Regions from separate parts of the Homo sapiens genome. Here region 1 is linked to region 2. Evidence: chromatin loops called from intact Hi-C (ENCODE). Cell type or tissue: heart left ventricle. All regions are shown on one strand.

Evidence for each region. A loop is a pair of places that touch in the nucleus more often than their neighbours do. Peaks named below come from ENCODE experiments on the same cell type or tissue, not always from the same donor. Only the 100,000 strongest peaks of a DNase experiment are listed, where the experiment ranks them.
Region 1: it touches region 2 in a loop (5-fold over the local background); 34 of 110 quality-filtered maps call a loop at or near these places.

The regions. Positions count from the first base shown.
Region 1 is chr4:118,979,081-118,984,080 of GRCh38, forward strand. All of the region lies in intron 1 of SYNPO2 (synaptopodin 2), which reads left to right. The region is part of intron 1 of SYNPO2-AS1 (SYNPO2 antisense RNA 1); the gene reads right to left. Among named protein-coding and RNA genes, the nearest start is that of SYNPO2-AS1, 3.1 kb to the right of the region's middle. In heart left ventricle, a CTCF peak has its summit at 2,893 (motif pointing right); no DNase peak of the experiment used is centred here; H3K4me3 peaks cover 836 bases; H3K27ac peaks cover 4,141 bases.
Region 2 is chr4:120,047,228-120,052,227 of GRCh38, forward strand. No RefSeq gene overlaps it. Among named protein-coding and RNA genes, the nearest start is that of MAD2L1, 17 kb to the right of the region's middle. RefSeq lists an enhancer at 2,472-2,851. In heart left ventricle, a CTCF peak has its summit at 2,854 (motif pointing left); a DNase peak (open chromatin) is centred at 2,804; H3K4me3 peaks cover 696 bases; H3K27ac peaks cover 556 bases.

The sequences.
Region 1 (5,000 bases), 1.1 Mb before region 2:
TCGTTCTGTGCATTTTGCTTTCTGGCTTGCAGCTCCATGGCACCTCTCATCTCCTTAGCACAAAACAAAAACACCCCTAGAATATGGCTCTGACCTTCCTGTCCAGACTTGCCTTCTACTATTTTCCCTTACCCTCCACAGTCTCTCCTGCTTAGCTATCTCTTGAATAGTGGCTATGCTTTCCTACTGCCGTAGCGTTGTTTTGCCAGTACTGCTTAGCATCTTCTCCCTTCCTGTGGAAAGAAAGAATTTTGTCACCTACAAAAGTCTTTGTATGCTGTAAGGCCGGGTCTCAAGGTAATTTACTTTGTAAACCCCTTTCCTGAGCCAATGACCTAAAATCTCACCCTCAGCTCTAAGTCAGAATCATATACTACCATCTTGTTTATCAAGTACTTACTATTGGCTGCCTTATTTTCTAGTTGTTTACACATGCAACTTTTTACTAGATTGCATGCACTTTGTGGGCAAGGCCTATCCCTGGCCTAACTTTGTATTTCCGTACTGTTTATGACAATGTCTTGCCAATGATATGTGCTCAGTAAATATTTGTTCACTGGTTGGATATCCTTTCATTATCTATACTATATTTTCAGCACAATGACAGGGTAGCAACAGAGGCATCTATTGCAGGAGGCCATACAAATTGTACCTCAGAAATTCATATAACCAGGAATTATAGTCTGAGCAATTACTTTAATAAGTTAGAATCTCTCTGTAATTATAGGTTACAGATGGTGACATAAAAACACTAGGAGGTCAGGAAGTTTCTTCCGCACTCAGCATACTTGAACTAAAAAGAGTGGACATTTCATAATTCTGAGCACCTTGGTCTATTGCTTGGTCTGTGCCTCGTGTTATTCTCAAGAAAGGAGACTGGATCTCAACCATCACTCATCCACACTTGTGTTATCTTTAAGCACTGTAGAGGAAAAAACTCTTTTGGAGTTTGAAGAATAAAGTTGGATACATTGCATAGTATATGCGGTTTTTAAGCTAACTTAAAGGGAAAGCTTCCTGAATGAAAATAAATCATATTAGTTTAATGATGGCTGCTATTAATAATGACATATATACCCATATATAGTATAGTGTAGTAAAAACTTTTCATCTGTTTTCTGGAAATCTTGATTTTCAACTCTTTCTAATGTATTTTTCTTTTGGGGGCCCACTCAGACCTTACAATATGTCTTCTAGAGGCACAGAGTGAAAAGCCTTGTTAGTCTGCTGATGTGCCTTCAGACCTTCTCCGGACTATTCCTTGACCAGAACCATCCCTTTTCTAGCTGGCTTTTCTGGTAGAGTCTATCCACACTCCTAGAACTGTCTACTGTTTGCTTGGCAAGGTCTACCTAGATCCTTCCTTGGCCTGCATCCTCCTGGGAGCTGTGGGGTCACCATGAGCCTTGTTACTTCTTTCTTTTCCCCCCTTCCCCAGCACACACCCACACATGCCATCATTCCACCGACTGGACTAATTTTATCAGAAACTAGACTTGTAAATTAACAGAGACATATATGATTTCACTTACAATTTGAAAAAAAAAGAACTTGATTAATAAGTGTCAGCATCACCATTCAGAGTATCTATAACTATCACAGCATAAAGTAGCTGGAAAAGAAGCACATATATAGAATCCAGTGGTTTTCAGATTCCAATTTATAAAATGGATAAAAGTGAACCTGGTTTAGTTAAAGAAGGGAGGGAAAGAGGACGCTGCCTCTTAGGCCTCATCCTGGTGGTGGCATGTGTGGCATGCCATCTGCACATAAGCCTATGAACCCCTAATCTGAGTTACATGAAACACTTTGCCTATGTGGAAACTGAGTCTGGAATGGTTAAGCGACTTGCTCACAGTCACATACCCAGTTTGTGGCAGAGCTGATTCTCAATCTCAAGTTACTAAGCACAGTTTCCTTTTTCTGGGCTTTTCCCACAGCACCAAATAACTGCTAGATAAAGCACTCTTTCCTGCTCATTGCGCTGGTCCAGTTTATCTCTGTGCCCAAGAGCAGTTTAGAAGAACTAGCATTTTCCATGCAAAAATCTTTGTTGAAGGAGATTCATGATTAACTGAAATCACCCAAAGTACCACAAACAATGCAACAAACCATGAAGGACAGCACAGCGTGTGTTTTTATCTGACCCATTTGTTCCAGGATGGGCTCTCTAGTTGAACAGCCTAACAGCCCTGCAACCAACCTGTCTCATAAGCCCTGCACAGAACAACCCAGCAGAATTCCTAAGCCTGCTCACATAAACAACCAGAGAAGTTAATCATAGGCATGAGAGACTTTTGGTGGTGGCCAATTAGAGCAGACCCCCCACAGAGCTTCATCATAGGGTAGCCACGTCAATGTCAATACCCTCCTCCGTGCAACAATCCTTGTGATTAATGTAATTACCATAATTACTGACCTCTCTTCTGAGAGTCTTGGCCACATGGAAGAGTTGAATGTTTTCCCTGAATGCGTTGTCTCCATACAATGTATGCCCTTAATTATAGAACATGATGTCATAAGTTCTGATTAGGGGGTTGCCCTAGAGGAGCTGAGGATTGGCCCCAAAGGCATAAGGGGGCCAGTTCAACTCATAGCCCACCCTAGTCCTCCCGGTCACATGCAGGTAGCCAGTTACTTGGTAATTAACAAAACAAGCTTGTGGTTGTTGCTGTCGTCCATTTTACTCCTATGTCTTTTGGGGCCTTCTTGGGAAATAAAGGCTTCCTTTTTCCTCATGTACCTCATAATTATTGTGCCCCAGAACTGCACATAATTATTATTATTTTTCCATTCAGGAGTTAATGCTTCAGCCAAACAGGTCTGGACGGAAACCCAGTTTGCGTTCAGAGGAAAATAGTTGACTATTCTCAGACTAGACCACTTGAGGGCGGCATTGCCTTAGGAGAGTGTGTTTTGACCAACTAATACATAACCTAAGGAGGAAATATGCAGCGTGGGTGTCACAGGCACATCACTGTAGTTCAGGGAATAAAACCACAAAAAATGAGAACATACTTCCAGGGAGTCAACTCACATTTAGGAATGAAGGAATAAATGTCTAATTTTAAATGTGGTTGCAAAGTTTTTTTTTTACATAACAGAATTGCTTGAGGCAGGCGCGCTGTAAACCATTTATATGGGGAGGGATTTATTCTGTGAAATGAAGTGCTATTGAAAAAAAAGATAATGTCCAGTGCAGTGTAGGAACAAAAAAGGCAAACTAAAATATATTGCACAATGAAGACTGGGGACAAAATCATGAGTATGTTTGCAGGTCTTCATAACCCTCTCGGATGCACATAGTTCTTCACCATGGACATGTCCCCATTATAACCTCTTTTAATTTGGCAGGGAGCTGCTCCTTTGCCTTTCCTTCATATTTTGGGGGTCAATCCAGATGAATGAGAGAAAATAAAAGAGGGGGAAGAGAAGAGAAGGAGGATGGTATGCCCCTCTGTACTTGGAGAATCACTAGCGGTGGTCTCAGTCACAGGGAGACAGACTGGTTCCGCTCATCTCTGATCCTGCCCCAGTAAATTACTTGCAGATATCTTTTTGGTAGTTTTCACAGGATGCTAATAAACTGATCAGCCTAGTATGCTAGAGATATTTAAGTTCTCTTTCCAAATATCACTGCATACATACCTAAATAACAGACCAATCATTGATTTCCAGAAACCTGTCTGGAAGGCATTCTACATTCTTTCCTTTGCTTCTTTTTATGGGCCACAGAAAGAACACGATAGTTCTTGAATACATTTCCCAGATTGTCCAAAGAGGTCAAACTCTTAATGTTAAGCACAGTTCTTTTGAGACTGTGGTTGTGGGGGAGAAATTAAAGAAAGATCTGGAAGCTAATGGAAGCTACTCAGATGAGTAGCTTCTTTAGTGCAACCTCAGCTGGAACGTCAGTGACTCTTGAAAATTCTTTCTTCCCTCCCAAGTCAATATCCTATCAAATTGCTTTCTGTATTTTTTTGCAAATCTCCAAACAGAAACTCATGGAACACAGAGGTAATCTTGGCTACTTTGCAGAGATGGCCAAGGAGATTAGGTGTGAACTTCTCCGGTTTTCTTCCCTTCATTGTTAACTTTGCCTTTATTCATCCCTTTCAGTCTTTTCCAGGATCTTGTTCCATCAAACATCTCCCTACCTCCACCCTTTTCTTTTCAACCTTTTCCTCTGTACTTAATGGGGAAAGTTCTTTACCTCATTTCTCTTTCCAGCATCTATTCTCTCTGCCTCCATTCACACTAGATTCCTTGAAACAGGTCTACACCAGACACCCCCATGCTCTGGCCTTCCTTTACTATTTCCCTTGCATTATTTTCTCCGGAAACTACCCTTTAAACCCCACCCATGAGCTACTCATCTCCAGGTGGCTCAATGGTTTCTTCTCAGCTCTTCCTCTTAGTGCATTACATTCCTATTACCATGATGGCAGCATTGATCTAAAATCCCCTGACCTCTCTCCCTTTGAAATACTTTCTTCATCAGAATTCAATAACAAGCATACTCACTCGCTGAACATTTCTCCTTAGTCTCTGTTGGCCCCACTTCTACTTCCTCCTTGATATAAGAATTTTTCAGTACTCAGCCCCTTTATCTGCTGTGTTCTTTACTGAGCTCATAGAATCCTACAACTTTAACTACCACCTCTTTGCTCATAACTCCTCAGTAATATTTCTAACAAGCTACGTGCCTGCCCTTCCAACAGGATATTTGTCATTTCCACATCTATGTCCTATATCATAGGCAAACATTTCCAAAACAGAACTCATCTTTCCTGCACAGCCTCCCCATATCCTGGTCCCAAACTGAGTTCCCCTCCTTACCTTTCCTCAACTCTCAAGTCAAAATTTCAACTATCCTTGACTTCCCCTTTGTCATTTGTAAGTTGACTGGACATGGGGAGCAGAGGATTATGAAATGTCTTTTCAGAATCCCCCTTCTACATGCGTTGAGAGTACTCTATTTCCAGCCTTCATTTCATCAC
Region 2 (5,000 bases):
AGAAAAATCGCTATAAAATATGTAAAAATGGAAATGAGAAAGAAATGTAAACGTTTTAATATAAAATATCAAGTGAACACAAAAGAAGACAGTAATGCAGAAAATTATTGACAAAAAACTACAAACCATATAGAAAACAAGTAGCAAACTGTTAGAAGTCCCTTTGTTGTTAGTAATTACTTTAAATGTAAATGCATTAAACACTCCAATTAAAGGATTGGCCAAATGGATTAAAAACCATAATCCAAATATATGTTACGTGCAGGAGGCTCACTTTATTTTTTTTTAATTTTGAAATTTTTTATGAGATATGGGATCTCACTATGTTGCCCAGGCTGGACTCGAACTCCTGGGCTCAAATGGTCCTCCTGCTTCAGCCTCCCGGGTTGCTATCACTACAGGCATATACTACTGCGCCTGACATTGAGATTCACTTTAGATCCAAAGGCACAAATAGATGGAATGTGAAAGAATGAAAAAAAGATGTTCCATGCAAACAGTAACCAGAAGCGAGAAGAGATGGCTATACAAATATTTTTTTAAAAAAGCTTTAAATCAGAAAAGACAAGAACAAGAGACAAAGGAGGAGACAAAGAAGGACATTGCACACTTAGAGGGTTCAACCCAGCAGAAGTTATAACAAGTATAAACATGCATGCATCTAAAAACAGTCAATTAAAATACATAAAGCAAAAACTGAAAATTGCATGGATAAATAATCAGTTCTACAATAATAGTTGGAGATTTTAATATCCCACTGTCAATAATGAATAGGACAACCAGACAAAAAATAGGTAGGAAATAGTGAACTTAAACAACACATGAATCAGCTATATCTATCAGACAAAATTATGATTACAAAAAGAAGCATGGTGGTTACCAGGGGCTGGAGGGAGGGGAGAATGAGGGGTTATTGTTTAATGGTAATAGCATTTCCATTTTACAAGATGAAAAAGGTTATGGAGATGGATGGTGGTGATGGTTGCCCAACATTATGAATGTATTTAATACTACTGATTGTACACTTAAAATAATATGATGGCAAATTTATGTTATGTAAAAAACAATTTAAAAAACTAGAAAAAAATGAGAAAAAAGCCAATAAAAATTATTCTTGTTATTTATTTTAATTTGATAGATGAGCTCTTAATAGAATAACAGTGACAGAGTCTGTGTCTCAGTCAGCTCAAGCCACCATAACCAAATCCCATAGACTGGGTTACTTAAACAACAAAAGTTTATTTCTCACAGAAAAAAATTATTTCTCACAGGAGGTTTAAAGTCCAAGATCAAGGTGCTGGCATTTTCAGTTTCTGGTAGGGGCTCTCTTTCTGGCTTGTAGACAGCCACTTTTTAACTATATTTTTACATGGCAGGGAGAGAGAGAGGTGAGGGCGTCAATATATGAATTTAGGGGGACACAATTCAGTCCATAGCAGTCTCTCATTTATTTCTTTAAACTGAATTTTCACCCTAAAAATCACATAGAAGAGATAGTACAAGGTGATGCTATGCCAGTAATACCAACATTTAAGCACATCACAAAGACAAAACTACACTATTTCCTCTTTCTCTCTTTCTCTCTCTTTCTCCCTCTCTCTCTTTCTCCCTCTTTCTTTTCTATTTTCTTAATTCTATTTTTTCTCTTAAAATTTTTAATCGATGATAAAATGTCTGTATAGAAAAGGAGGTTGTATACTGTTAAGAGCATGAGCTCTGGAATCAAACTACTACCTGGTTTTGAACCCCTGATCATTACTCACTACCTATGTGACACTGGGAAAACCAGTTATACTATTAAAGCCTCCATGTCCTCATCTGCAAGACAGAGATGATGATAAGTTACCTCATAGGGTTGTTATGAATTTTAAATAATACCATAGAAAACTTTCTATGGTACCCAACATAGCAATCTCTCAGCTAATGTCAATTATGCTTATGGGAAGACTTTACATTTCAAAATAGCAAGCAATATTACAGATATTCTTCCATGACCAAAGGGAAGGCAGAGAGAAAAGGTAGTAAAGTCAATCGAGCAACTACAGGTGGCCAAGCTCTTTGCCAGGTAGTTCATGTACATCATTTGCATTTCCTCGAAGTAGCCTTATGAGATAAGAATTTTCATTTTTACAGATGGAGAAACTGAGGCTCCATCAGTTAAGTAACCAAGAGCCACATACCGAACAATTCAGAGAGTCCAGTGTGTCTGATTCCAAAGTCACATGGTGTTTCCACAACGAAACATTGTTTCCTCCCAGATGTGTGTTGGCTCGGGGGGCAGGACTATATTTTAAAGCACATCGCATTTAGGCAGGCTCCTAAATTATTTAGCTGGCATGTACATGCGAATATCGTCATCATCCTTCAGCGTTTGTATTCGGTGCTCATACTCCACTCAATCTCTCCTCCCCAAAATGGCTGGTTCTGGAACCCCTAAGCACTTGGCAGCATGTTACCAACTCTCAGACAGGAAGTTTTCATTCTCTTCCACAGTTGATAGTCGATGCCTGAGACTTTAAGGAGCCACACCGCGGGCTTGAGAGACGCTGGGAGTCGCAGTCAGGACTGCGAAAGAACTCAAGTGATGATTCACCTCCTGAGGTCTACTTGCTCACATCTCTATGGCAGATACCGGGCTGCGAATTGTGGCTCCCTTTTGACTAAACCTTTTCACTCCCTGCTTAGCCTGGTCTCTATCCTGGGTCACTGCCACTGTGAGTAGTTTCGCTTCTAATTCTGGCCATCTGGACCTCTACTTCCCAGTTCCTGATTTTTGCCTCCACAAAGTGAAGGATGCCCAGGCCCTGAGAGCAAGCACGTACTCCACTGCCCTTTGCTGCCCTCTGCTGACCATAACTGGAAATGATGGTTACTCTTTCAGGCCCTGTCTCAAGGCAGGTACTACAGTGAGAAGAACGAAGCCTGGAACACAAAATTTTGAGGGTGAGCCCCCAAACTAACTAAATTAGATAAATAATATTTTAATGCAATAGTTTTAAAAGTCAAAATAACTGTAAAAAATACATGATGAACAAAATATGTAAATGTACCCTAAATCATACTCCTAGCTTCTGTGTACACAAGCCATGGCATCTGTCTTTTTATTAAAGGGAAAGTCCTAGTATCACAGTAGAAAACCATGCTACCAGTATTGATCACCTTTTTTCCATCATTCACATAGATTTTTAAAACTCACAAAATTTAGAAGAAATAAACAGCAAAAATGAGAACGTCCAAGTGGAGCAGATATACTAGGTGACTCCTGAAGAAAGTAGGTAATTAAGAGAACAGAAGAAAAATTGATCTTTCAACAAATATTAACATCTTCATAGTTAAGAAGCAAATGAATGGGTGGCTAGAATCAAGCACAGTAAAAAATGTTTATGTTTTATGTTTAATTTCTTGGATATTAAAGATATAGGCTAAATGAATAATTTCATAAGAAGGCTTGAAGATTGAGTTTATGGACTCCTTTTCTATCTTGTCACTTGGAACATTCATCGTTCAGTATTAATGAACTAGATTACATTTTCTCCCCTTAATAGGTAGACTCATGCTATTTGATCAATCAATAAGGGGTAATTCAATAATCAGGATAATGAAAATGCTATTTCAATTTGTAGAGTCAACAAATCAACGAAACTGGAAGACAATAATAACTATAAAAGAGAATCTAACTAGTATTAAAATTGATAATGGAAAAAACACAAAAGTCTGAATGTTAAGGTAGCAGAGAGATGTGGCCAGCAATGTCAGACACAAATTCTTGTACCTTCTATAGCAAGGAATCAACATACTAAAATTGATGTAACAAAATATAGAGCTTGAACATATTCTTTAAAATTATAAAGATAACCACCAGAAGAAAATAATATGACTAGAAAAACTCAGGAGTAGATGGATAAAGAAATACGAACTAAGTTTCTCATCTTTCAATAGATGTGACCTAAAGTTGAAAAACAACAACAAAAAAAATAGTAATATTAACATATGCTTAAAGGTATGGTGATAACCACTAACAGAACAAAACATGTTTGAAAATAAGGAGCTAGATTAGACGTGGGGAGTGGGGGAATGAAGACAGGTGGATAATTTACTCTTCACTTGGTACCATTCTGTACTGTTTGATTTTATTAACTTATGAGCATATTAATTTTACACTATAAAAGTTAAAAAAATGAAAACAAAACTTTCTGCAGCTGCAGCTCTTGGCACTATTTCTTTCCCCAGCTGCAGTCACTCTCCTCATACTCATGGTTAGGTCCAATTGAGACAGGAAGAAATTAAAGGGCAACAGAAAAAGTACCTGCCCTGAAGTTCAGGGTTTCTGGGGTCTTCTTTCAATTTACTGTGTTCTGTCTTTACAGGGGCCTAATTCTTTGGAATACTAACTTTTGACTATTTCAGTCCATCAGATCTAGAATCTCCTTAAAGCTTTGCTAAACTTTGACATCATTCTCTTATTTCTTGAGAAGAGTAAGCTTGACTCCCTGGCTCTTTCTGTGATCCTTGAGTTTTAACTTCTTTTTTTTTTTTTTTTAATTTTGACTATGGTTAACTATTGGTCAGCTGGGACCAACCTGACCTGCCCAGGTAGGAATGAAAAGCATATGGAATAGTGGTGACAATTACTATTATCTGAATAAATACAATATGATATATTATTAAGTTAAAATAGTGCTAAGGGAGTAGAGTGATGGTCACTACTCCATTCCTCATGTTTCCACAAAGGAGAGACTTCACGCTCCTAGAGAGAACGCACCTGAAGATATTTGGGAATAGAGGTTTAATCTAGACTAATCACAGTCTTGCACTGAAGTGCTAAAAGCATGAAATGCAAGACATGAAGAAATCAAAACATCTAAATTTTCTAAGAAGGAATAATGTCTCAAATGTCATTCACTGAGAAAGTAGGTAATATACATGGGGAGTTTGCCAGAAGCATTGCCACTACACCTACCACCACCACCACCACACACACACATACACACACACACACT